Linked DNA regions of Homo sapiens: region 1 is linked to region 2. Evidence: chromatin loops called from intact Hi-C (ENCODE). Cell type or tissue: CD14-positive monocyte. All regions are shown on one strand. Links, peaks and the distances in the headings refer to the core of each region. The heading gives the core; the rest is flanking DNA. Region 1 has its middle 19 kb from the start of SPATA12. Region 2 holds the start of TASOR (transcription activation suppressor).

Region 1 (5,374 bases), core at 54-5,053, 400 kb after region 2:
ACAAGTTCCCTGTGCCTAGAGGATTCAAGCTTAGGTTAAACAGTAACTAGGAAGAGGTGTTGCAGAGGTGATTTAATCTGGAGGTGAAAGTATGCTACATTAATGGTCACTTTCAACCCTGAGCTCCTGACAAGCAACCAGTTCCTTTGCATTTCACTACTCTCTAGACTCACCTCACTTCAGTCAATGGGTGTTCATTCACTCAGGACAGTTATTGTGCACCCGCTGTATGCCATGGAGCAGGAGTCAGTAGTCAACAGGACAACACACCTCTGTCCTCTTGAATCCTACATTCTCCTTGGTGGATGCACACAATAAACCTATAAATCAATGTATGAATAAGATCATCCCGGGCAAGCTCTATGAATAAAATACAAGAAAGAGTGTGATAGAAACTAATGGGGGAGGGGCTGCTTTGGACAGAGTGGTCAGAAAAACCATCTGTACAGGGGAGACATCTGAGCAAAATGGCAAGAAAGTGCCTGGCATGGAAGAAGTGATGCTAGGTTGAGGGAACAGCGTGTGCAAAGGCCCTGAGAAGTCTTCTGAAAACTTGAACTCAAATGTTCATGAATTGCATCCCAGCCTAAAGGTCTCACCACAGGCCAACAGTCCCTAACCTCACAGCCTGCCTCTCTTTCCCCTAATTGACCAAGTCAAGGCTGACCTGTATTGCCCACTGAAAAGTGTGTTCTGGGAGGGGGCACAAAGGGCAGCCCCCAGTTTGTAGGGAATTGAGATGTAACGGGGCAAGAACCTCCACTTTCCTACCAGAAGTTCAGAGTCCACTTTTCTGGGGCACAGGCCTCATGGAAAATACAATGTAAGGGGAAACCTCTGGAAAAATAACTGTGCTTCAAGTGCCTCGTGTAGATTTCAGGACGTTCAGTGGGGCTCCAGGTTCAGAGCTCTTATCTGTGGAGATTCAGAAGACAGAAACTAAATTGCCAAGAAGAAAGATACCAAATGGGTGCAGACCAGGAAAACTCTACAGATGGAGGGGGCAATCTGCTAGAAATGAATGAATGTGGGAGAAGGTGACAAGATCAGGTCCCTGGACCCTTAAATAGACTCCCACACTCACAGAGACTAGACAATGTCAGACTGTCAGGAGACCCAAGGCTTAAAAGAATCAAGTGAAATCTACCCACCCTCCCCCCAACCAAGAGGCAAACATTCAATCACACCCCAGAGCTTCCAGAGAAGGTCCAAGACCCCATTTCCCAACAGTGTCCTTGACAAAGTTCATCTCTAATCCCACATTCTGAGATATACTTTGCACAAGGCTAGTTAGCCATAGGAGGTGTTACAGCAAAGCTCAAATTTCCCAGTGCGGAAGGGAACACCATGGCTACTGTGTAAGCACCACCAGCTCCTTACCAGAATAAGGGGAAGGAGCAACTGCCTGCACACCCACCTCATTGAGAAGCTAGGGCTGTGCACGCGCTGTTAGATGTCAGTGATAATAATCACAAGAGCAGCTAACACAGAGGATTTACCCTGCCCCAGTCAGTATTTTAAGCACTTTATCCCTATACAACTCTTTAAGGTTTGTACTGTTATCATCCCCACTTTACAGATGAGAAAACTGAGGCATAGGTAAGCGAAGTAACTTGCCTAGGACTACACAGCTAAGACAAAGACCTAGCAAAGCTCCCCTTCTCCACACCCCAGGGAAGAAAGTGGTTATACCTGGGTAGTGCATGGAACGCTTAAAAATAAGTTTCTACCGGTACATTCAGGGCAACTACCGTCTGGCAGTTCTCGCGTCCTCGCCCAGTGCGGGAAGCAAGCCTGGGCCAGGCAATAAATCCAGCAAGCCGAGTCCTCTAAGAACAAGGCGCTCTGTTTCCGCAACATTCAAGCCCGTGATGGGGCTGCTGATAGTGCAAGAGCAGCTCTCCACCACCGCAAAGCCCAAGGGAACCCGTTTCCACTCGGCTCAATCAGCTTCCAGCCTCAGAAAACGCTCACCCGTCTCTGGCTGCGAGGCACCCACGCTGACCTTAACCCCTTGGCGTCCTCCACCCTGGTGTCCTATCTCGGGATTTTCTGGCTGCTCGGTTTACAAGATGCAGCCGCCGGGACAAGGGCCTCAGGCAGGCTGGGACGGCGCCCGCCGCCCGGAGCGCCCTGAGCCCGGCTCCCCCGCCGCGAAGTGACCCGCGGCCCTGTGAGCCGCCACCAGCAGCGCCCGACGCGACGCTGACCTGCGGGTGCCCCGCGGGGCTGGAGAAGAAAGTTGAGCGAAAGGGGCGCGTCCCAGGACAGGTGGCACCTCCCTCCCCGGAAGTGGCTCCGGGAATTTTCGCTCAAGGGGCTACCCGGGGAACAGAGTCAGGGTCCCCAGCAGGAGCGACGGCTAGTCGAGGCTGGCGGTGGCACTGCCCACCTGCGCTGCGCCCAGTGCGCCCCCGTGCGCTGGGCATACCCCAGACCAGGGAGCGCTCAGGGCCCGCCGGGGACGCCGAGACCTAGCAGGGTAACTCGGAGGTGGGAGTGGGGGTCCAGCTCGGGGACCAGGGCAAAGGAGGGACTAGACCGGAAGACGGTCTCACTCCGGGAGACCTAGCGGGGGTGTCCCGCCAAAGGGGTGTCTAGCCGGGGAGGGTCTAGCGCGGGAGCGGGTTTCCCGACTGCTTCCCGCACTCACCTCGACCCCCGCGCTGGTTCGGCCTCTCCAGGCTGGAAAACTCACCGCGGCGGCGGCGGCTGCGGCGGCGGCTCCCCTGGGCTGGGCGGGGCCGGGGGCGGGGAGGCCGGGCCGGCCACGTGGGCGGGAGGCGGGCCGGGGACCCCCGCGGGCGCCGGAGCCGGGCGACGCAGGACTTGGACGTGGCCACGCCCGGCCACCGCTCGACACCCCAGCTCCCCATGCACGGCCTAGGTCTACAGGGAGGCTAGAAAGAGGAGAGCGGAGGCCCCAGGACATCCCTCCCCCGCCGCCACCTAAATCAGACTCAGGCGGAGAGAATTGACCGAGTCGGAGGAGGGGTAAACAGCCCTGCCCCTCGCTCCCACTGTCCCGCCAGAGAACGCGCCGCGGAAACCCCGAGGGCGGGTCAAGGGCCAGGTACCCGAGTGGGAGTGGACTCTCGTGCCGGGGTGGTAGGGGCTACCCTAGCGGTCCAGGGCCAGAGCCTGCACGCGGCGCCCCCACCCCCACCGCTGGGCTGATCTTGGGTGTGTCAGATCTTGCCCAAGCCTCACTTTCCTCCACGGTGGAGGTGAGAATGAGGACGAGCCTGGAGCTGCGTGAACCCCGGCGCCCAGCAAGCTCTCAGGAATCGCCGGCCTGTAGGTGGACGCAGAGCCTGAAAGTGAGGGGCCTGGGTCGTGCATACGGAAATAAATATGGGACTCTAAATAAAGCGAGTTTCTGCAGGCATTCATTCATTCAACAGATGAACGCCTACGGTCTTCACCACCTCTTAAAATCAGAAATAAAGAATGCCCCAGACTGTAGTTACTGGGCTCAAGAAAGTGTAAACTCTGATGCTAAAAATAAAAAATTCATCGGTTCCCCCCATGTGCCAGCGGTGCATTTTAGGTGCTTGATCGAAGTTAACATTAACGACAGCCTTTAAGGTGGAGGGCCTGTGCGGGCCCGCTTCTCAAATGAAGAAATCGAAGCTTAGCAAGGTGAAGCCAGCCCCCAGAGCCAGAGGATCACAGTCTGGCCCCTGTTTACAGAGGAAAGAGCATCAGCCCAAAGTACTAAGACTCTTGCGCAGGTGCAGGAAGGGTGTGAGGGTTGAGAGCTCCCTGGGAGACCACCTGTAGTGACAGCAGCAGCTGGGATGCAGATCTTCCAGACTTACTTCACAGCAACCTCTGCCTTCTGTTGCAAGTGCTCAGCCTTGCAGTGCTGGGTGGCCTCTTCCTGGCCTGCAGCCCACCTTTTGGGCCAGAAACTGGGCATCTTGAGCAAACCAACTTCTGTTCCAACAGCTGCAACTTCATCCCACTACAGCTTCTGGGGGTTCCTTGACCCCAGACTCAATGCGTTATGACCCACCAGTTTCCTATTCAGGGAACACACTCTCTCCAGTACTCCGTTTCCAAGGACAACTCCTGTGTCCAGACCCCTAGTCCTCAACCTTTTCCCCAAGAACCCTTTTGTCATTCTCCTTCCTCCCTAAAGCAGAAGATCCCTACGACAACCAGGCGTGTTTATCAAGTAATTACATTTACTAAGCAAAGGGCTTCTCCTCTCTCTGAAGAGCCTGCTCCCTCATCTGAGCCCAGCAGTCCCTTCAGATCCGCCAGCCAACACCTGGTGTTCTACCCAGGCAAGCTTGTCAAAGAGAAAAGTTTTCTTTGCATGAGATTCAATTTAACAATTATTTGAGCATCTACTACATGCCACACACTGTGCTAGGCTCTGGGGACAGTAGTGACTGGATACCAAGATAGACACTATCCCTGACCTTATGGAGCTTATGAGCTGATGAGGGAGATAGTCGACTGACCCCTCACCAGGCAGCAAGGGATCAGGATGTGGTGACAGACACCTGGAAGAAGTACTGGCCCAGGCAGAGCACAGGTCACACTGCTGGAAGTCCATGGACGGGGGAGGTAAGGGGAGAAAGAGGCTGGAGGGGCCTTGATGGACAAAGTGAGACATTAGACCTTGTCCACCGAAAGGTTCAGACAGAGACATGATGGGATGTGAGCTACAGTTTGAAGACATCACACTGGCTGCTGAGTGAAAGATGATGTGGCAAGTGAGTCTCCTATATACAGCCAAAGGCAATGTGCCTTTTTATTATTACTAAAGGCAAATGCCTTGACTTCCTCTGTTTTATAATTCAGGATTTCCGGAAAGCAGGACACATCTGCAAGTAGGATATTTAGATTAGCAACACAGCAATTTAACCCACAAGGTTTCTATGTGCAGCTCTCCCACCCTCTCCTATCCATGCTGTGCTTGGCCCTGAGGTGGGCTTAGGGTTGGGGAGGACTTCGTTCCTAGACTCAGACTGAGAGTCTGTGGGGGGAGAGGTGATACACCCAAAGACAGTCCTTTATGGGGTGAGAGAGAAGATAGGCAGGAAATGTGGATGTCTATCCACAAAGTTTGGAAACTGGTGAAGACTCCAGAAGCCTCTGATGGTCAGTCATCTCTTCTCCTTGAAATAGTCAGTTTATTCATAAGGGCCCGTTCTTAAGTTCAGTTCCCTCTCCCCAAACTACAAGACAGGATGAGAAGGCCATGTACGGTGGCTCACACCTGTAATCCCAGCACTTTGGGAGGCCAAAGTGGGAGGATCACTTGAAGCCAGGAGTTTAAGACCAGCCTGGGCAACAAAGTGAGATCCCTGTCTCTACCAAAAATTTAAAAATTAGCTCGGCGTGGTGGTGTGTTTCTGTA
Region 2 (5,370 bases), core at 1-5,000:
TCACAAGAAAAGGTCTACCATATTAAAATATGAATGCAACAGAACCTGCACTGTTTTTGAATTTTTTTAATAAAGTTGAATTTATGTATTAAATTCTATCAGCAACCACTAACTTCTCTCAGCTTGAACAAGATAAAATTCATGGTGGTAAAATAGCTGCTTATTTAATTTTTTAAAGTTCTATTTAAATCGCTATTTTACTATTTGAACAGCTGGTGTTCAGGGTATAAATAATTACACAAGTTAAAAATTGCTCATTTTCACTAATCATGACAAAGTCCACTGCGATATATTTTCCTCCCAACTTTTGTCTGTAAGTAAAAATGGAAAATACAAGTTTTACCCAAGAGGTACAAGACTATGGGGGACAACAGCTAGATTTATATTTCCTAATCCCTCAATTATTTCCACTTTTAGTGTGTTCAGCTGAAGTCTATTTTACAACAATCTCTGGATTTTATCTAATTTTAAAAAAACACACAAACACAGTGCCTTTCCAGTTCCTACTGCCTTCCCACATTTCAAACTAAATTTTGAAGAGTTTCTAGGCCAATCTTCTGGTCCTAACAAACAGTAAAAAAAAAAAAAAAAAAATCACGGTTTGTCCATATTCTTAGGCACTTAAACCTTAAAAATAGATTTCAAACGGCTTTTATCAAGCTGTGAAGAAAAAAAATAGTTCCACCTCCTACCTCATAACCAGAGCCCATTTGAATGTACTTCCTACCTATTCTCTACCAATTGATTACACTGGGAACTTTTCTCATACAGACTATAATCATACATCTCAAATTTTAACTAAATACACGAAAAGAACTGAGTTTTGACCTTTAAAAGTATCTTTCTGAACCCTAAAATTACATTAACTCAAAAGATATTTCTAGAAACATTCCTCATGCTAATTTCCAAAGGTTAACTTCATCTTTGTCAACATGGTTTCTCACACCAAGTATTTTCTTGGCTTTGCCATCCAAACAAATGAACTTTATTTGTATTTTTCCAATAAAAGGCTCAAACAATTCCAGTAGTGCAAATGGAACTGGTGATGCTTATGGAAAGTCAGTATAATGCTACAGCCAAGACTCTGTACCAGATGGATGGAAAAGATACGGGAAAAAAACAAATCCTATTTTTTTCCAAAGTAAATAATGAAAACCTAACCATACAGTAGGGCAAAAAGGAAGTTGTCTAAATTCAGAATATCCAAAATTTACTGGATAGTTAAAAAATAATACCCCAATAACAAAAAACGATACTAATTTTGACCTCCATTAGGAATTCTGACTCCATATTAACAATATGGCATTAAGATTTTTTAAAAGTACAAGTAATTAATGTAACTGTTTCCATATGGGTTCCAAAAACTAAGACTGGACTTTTTTTTAACCTGAAGTTCTACCATCTAGAAGACCAAGTTGGTGACTCTTGAGAATAAGGTAACTTCTCATTAGTTTTTTTCCATTGGGAAATTACTGCTCCAAGAACCTACCTTTCCATTCTTTTCAAATATAAGAAAAACAATACTAAGTTCGAATTTAAAGAGAGAAAAACCTATTTAATCTAACGCTTCAAAAACAAGGGGGAAAAATCTACATGGAAATGAAGTGTGATGGAAAACAGCAGTGTGCATGGATCACATCTACTAATAGAGATTTCTAAATAAGGGAGGACGCTGACATCAAGCACATTTCAAGTAGACACACAGAACTGAAGAATTTCCACGGGGAGAAGCACTCATGGTCCTCAGAACATTGGCAATGGCCTTGGAGAAAGCCCCAGAATCCATGGCCACGGGCTATTTCCATAGCGAGACTTCTCAGAAGCATCCTTAGGAGGACACAACGGCTTCTCTGCTTTCAGGGGCTGGGAGGGAGGGGCGCCGAGCACCATCTTTCCTCTCTGGGAGCTGCAGCCTTACGGACAAGCTTCAAACCTGAGCTACTTCCAACTTCCGCGGGGAGGGGCAGCAGGGGAGCGTGGTTCCACCGCTTTCTCTCGCACCAAACGCGGCAGCTGGGCGGCCGTGGCGGTGAGGGGAGAGGCGGCCGGCGCTGCATGCGTGTTTACGTATCTCGGATGGGTGTGGGAAGAGGAGATAGAAAGATTCTAATGAAAAGATGGAGGGGAGAGAGAGAGGGGGTTGAGAAGAAGGGGAGGCACCACCTTTCTTTTCTCTGCTCTTCCTGGGGATCTGAAAACTCCTCCTAACAGGCCTTTCGGGCTCTTCGGGGCCTCTGGGCAGGGCGGCCGCGCCCGCCTCAGAGGAGTCCTGAGGCTGCTCGTGGCTGAGGCTCTGGGCGGCCTCGGCCCCCGCGTTCTCCTCACGCCCAGCGCCGCCGCTGGGCTCAGCGATGTTGAGGCCGCCGCCGCCGCCATTTTGTTGGGAGGACTCAAGCTCCGGAAGCGCCTGCTTCATCTCGTCGTCTCCGCCGCCGCCACTTTCCCAACTCGCATCCGTCGGCTGACAGGCCTCCGTCTCCACAGCAGTCGCCATCGCGCCGGCCTAAGGAGCTCTGGGAAGCTTCTGCCCACAAGGTCGACGGGTGTGGGGGGAAGGGGCGGCGGGCCAGTCTCGCCGCCGAGCTGCTCTCAGCCCACCCACCCCCTTCCCCCCGTGGCCTCAGGCTGCGCTCCCGACCTGGCAGCCTCTTGGGGGGCCCTGTAGCGGGCACCCCAAATGCGCTGCCCGGTCCTCGGAGCCGCTCCTCCCTCGGGCAGTTCTTCTGCCTTCCCCCGCCACTCAACGTGCGCGCGTCGGGGCCGGGAGGGGGCGGGGCCACCGCGGGCCACTCCACCAATGGGAGCGCGGCACCCGCCTGCGCGAGTGCGGAAATACCGCGCCGGGGGGCGGAGTTTCGGGGCGCCCGAGCCCGCCAAAAGGGGCGACCGCAACGCCCCGCGAGGACCTCGACGCCGCAGCCGTGGCCTGCGGAATGCGTGGGCCCCTGGCGATCTTCGGGTTCCCGGGGATTCCCCCGCCGCGCTGCAGGCGAGGGAGACTAGCTTGGCCTCTTCTCCGGAGCGCAGGCGTCGCCCATTTGTGGGCAAAACCCTTCCTCTGCGCACGAGTTATCTCGGCCCAAACGGGCTTCAGAGCAGTGGATGCGGGACGATCTCGGTTTTATGAACTATTTGCATGTGTACAAAAACCTGGAGAGGAGATAAAAGAATGGGCTAGGCGGTAATAGCCTAAAAGCCTCGACAGCCTTTGCGACCTGCTATTCTCACCGGATCTTGTATCTTTATGATAGATTACTCGCACCCGGCCTTCTCTTTTATCTCAGAGAGTGTGACCCAGTGTCACAGCTCCAGCAAGCACTTTCACCTGAGATCCTCTGATGGGACTTAACAACCTAGTGTTAACAGGATTTGGTTCTGGGGAGTTTGAGGGGAGGAGGCTGTTAACTTTTCCCATTTTTTTCCTTTAGTCGCACCCCCCCCCACCACACGCCATGGAGACCGCACCTGGCCTCCATTTGTTCCCTTTCTATGGTTACTTCTGTTAAAAATCTGGCCACTGATAAACCTCTAACTCCACTGTTTCTTCCACTGGAACGTTCATCAACGTTTTCCTATAGTAAATGTATATTAAAGAAAAAATAAACTTGCGGTCACATTAAAAAATACACAGCAGGTCGTCGCTCTCCCATAAAGGGAACAACTTCATAGTTAAGAGCCCTTTACATAGTGGTTTCTACCTTATCAGTATAAACTATCACGGGTTATCGTGAGTACAGCCAATATTTACTGAGTGCTTTCTACGTGCTAGACACGGACTGGACAAGTGATTTACGTGCATTGTCTCCATTTAATCCTCACAGCAACAGACATGAGGTAGATACTAGTTTGCAGAATTTGAAAGAAGCGTTGCAAGACACTGGACAAATTATGGTAACCGAAGATTTGAAACCGGGTCTATTTAACTCTCCGAGTAAGTACTTAAGCACTGCACTGACTGCTTCTCTAAGACCTAATTTTCACAGCAGCTGTGCACTTTTATTCATTTTATGGACGAAGCAACAGAGGGCTGACATTTTGTTGAGGGTCGCCAAGCAGCAGGATCAGGTTTGAGACCCAGATCTCTAGTCTCAAACTGTCTCCCAAGGAGTTTACAGACCAAATTATCATCATAATAAAGCCCCAGGCTTAAAGAGCATTCCTAAGGGCAACACGAAAGTTGGATTCTTTTGTCCTCTAATAAACATTACCACTGTTTAACAGCTGATATTAAAAAAAAATCATGAATTGCCCAACCTATTCGAAACAATTTAGTAAATCATACGAAAGAGAGTGTAAATCCATTATTAGTAAATAGTTTAAAAACACATTTTAGGCCAGGCGCAGTGGCTCACGCCCATAATCCCAGCATTTTGGGAGGCCGAGGCGGGCAGATCACCTGAGGTCAGGGGTTGGAGACCAGTCTGGCCAACATGGTGAAACCCCATCTCTACTAAAAATACAAAAATTAGCCGGGCATGGTAGCACATGCCTGTAATCCCAGCTACTCAGGAGGCTGAGGCTTGAGAATTGCTTGAACCCGGGAGGCAGAGGTTGCACTGACCTGAGATGGCACCATTGCACTCCACCCTGGGCTGAGACTTTGTCTCAAAACACACACACACATTTTAAAATATGTTTAAATGAAAAACTGAGGTCTAGGTTGAGGGAAAAATACATTATTTTAAGAAAAAGTTTTTTAGTTGGGGGAAGGGCTTTACTTGATTTAAAAGAGAGTACAGAAGATCAGAAACTCACATTGCAGTCCCAAATTGGTAACTTTCTTTTTTGTTGATTCATTGAAGGCATCCCTAAAAGCTCATTTTTATCAAATTCAAAAATAAGAATTGTAGCCAGGTGTGGCTCACGTCAAAATCCTACTTCGGGAGGTGGAGGCAAGAGAATCACTTGAGCCCAGGAGTTCAAGCCCAGACTGGGCAATAAGTGAGACCCTGTCTCTATTAAAAACAAACAAACAAAAACAACTAATTGCATGCTAATGCCACCACTTATCCACTCAAGAAAAGGCAACTCTACTTGTAAGCTCGTAGGCTATGCATAAAGCAATCACAGGTTGTTAGTAAAGAGTACCTAAAACTAAGGCTAGACAGAACCATTAGCCCTCCACAGAGGTTGAATCTTAAATTTTGTGAAGATAAAAATTGCTTCCCATTCCAAATCAACATTTATTAAAAAAAAAAAAAACTTTAATGAAATGTAGCTGGGTGTGGTGGCTGACACCTATAATCCAGCACTTTGGGAGCCAAGGCTGGAGGATCACTTGAGCCTAGGAGTTCAAGACCAGCCTTCACCATATGGTGAGACTCTGTCTCTATTTAAAAAAAATAAATAAATAATCCTAGCACTTTGGGA

Evidence for each region. Hi-C counts contacts between places; a loop is a spot of excess contacts. Peaks named below come from ENCODE experiments on the same cell type or tissue, not always from the same donor. Only the 100,000 strongest peaks of a DNase experiment are listed, where the experiment ranks them.
Region 1: a loop joins it to region 2, with 2.8 times the contacts of the local background. A loop is called at or near these places in 5 of 110 quality-filtered maps.

Annotation. Positions count from the first base shown.
Region 1 is chr3:57,076,573-57,081,946 of GRCh38, forward strand. It overlaps a transcript of ARHGEF3 not described here. Among named protein-coding and RNA genes, the nearest start is that of SPATA12, 19 kb to the left of the region's middle. RefSeq lists silencers at 2,091-2,230, 2,711-2,780. In CD14-positive monocyte, for the core only: CTCF peaks have their summits at 2,249 and 2,448; a DNase peak (open chromatin) is centred at 2,019; H3K4me3 peaks cover 1,886 bases; H3K27me3 peaks cover 4,550 bases.
Region 2 is chr3:56,680,513-56,685,882 of GRCh38, forward strand. TASOR (transcription activation suppressor) reads right to left here and starts at 2,753. Exons shown (of 24, transcript NM_001365635.2): 1 at 2,164-2,753. The coding sequence starts at 2,494. RefSeq lists enhancers at 1,584-2,528, 1,736-1,855, 2,276-2,445 and a silencer at 2,586-2,885. In CD14-positive monocyte, for the core only: no CTCF peak of the experiment used is centred there; DNase peaks (open chromatin) are centred at 1,979, 2,419 and 2,789; H3K4me3 peaks cover 2,732 bases; H3K27ac peaks cover 2,507 bases.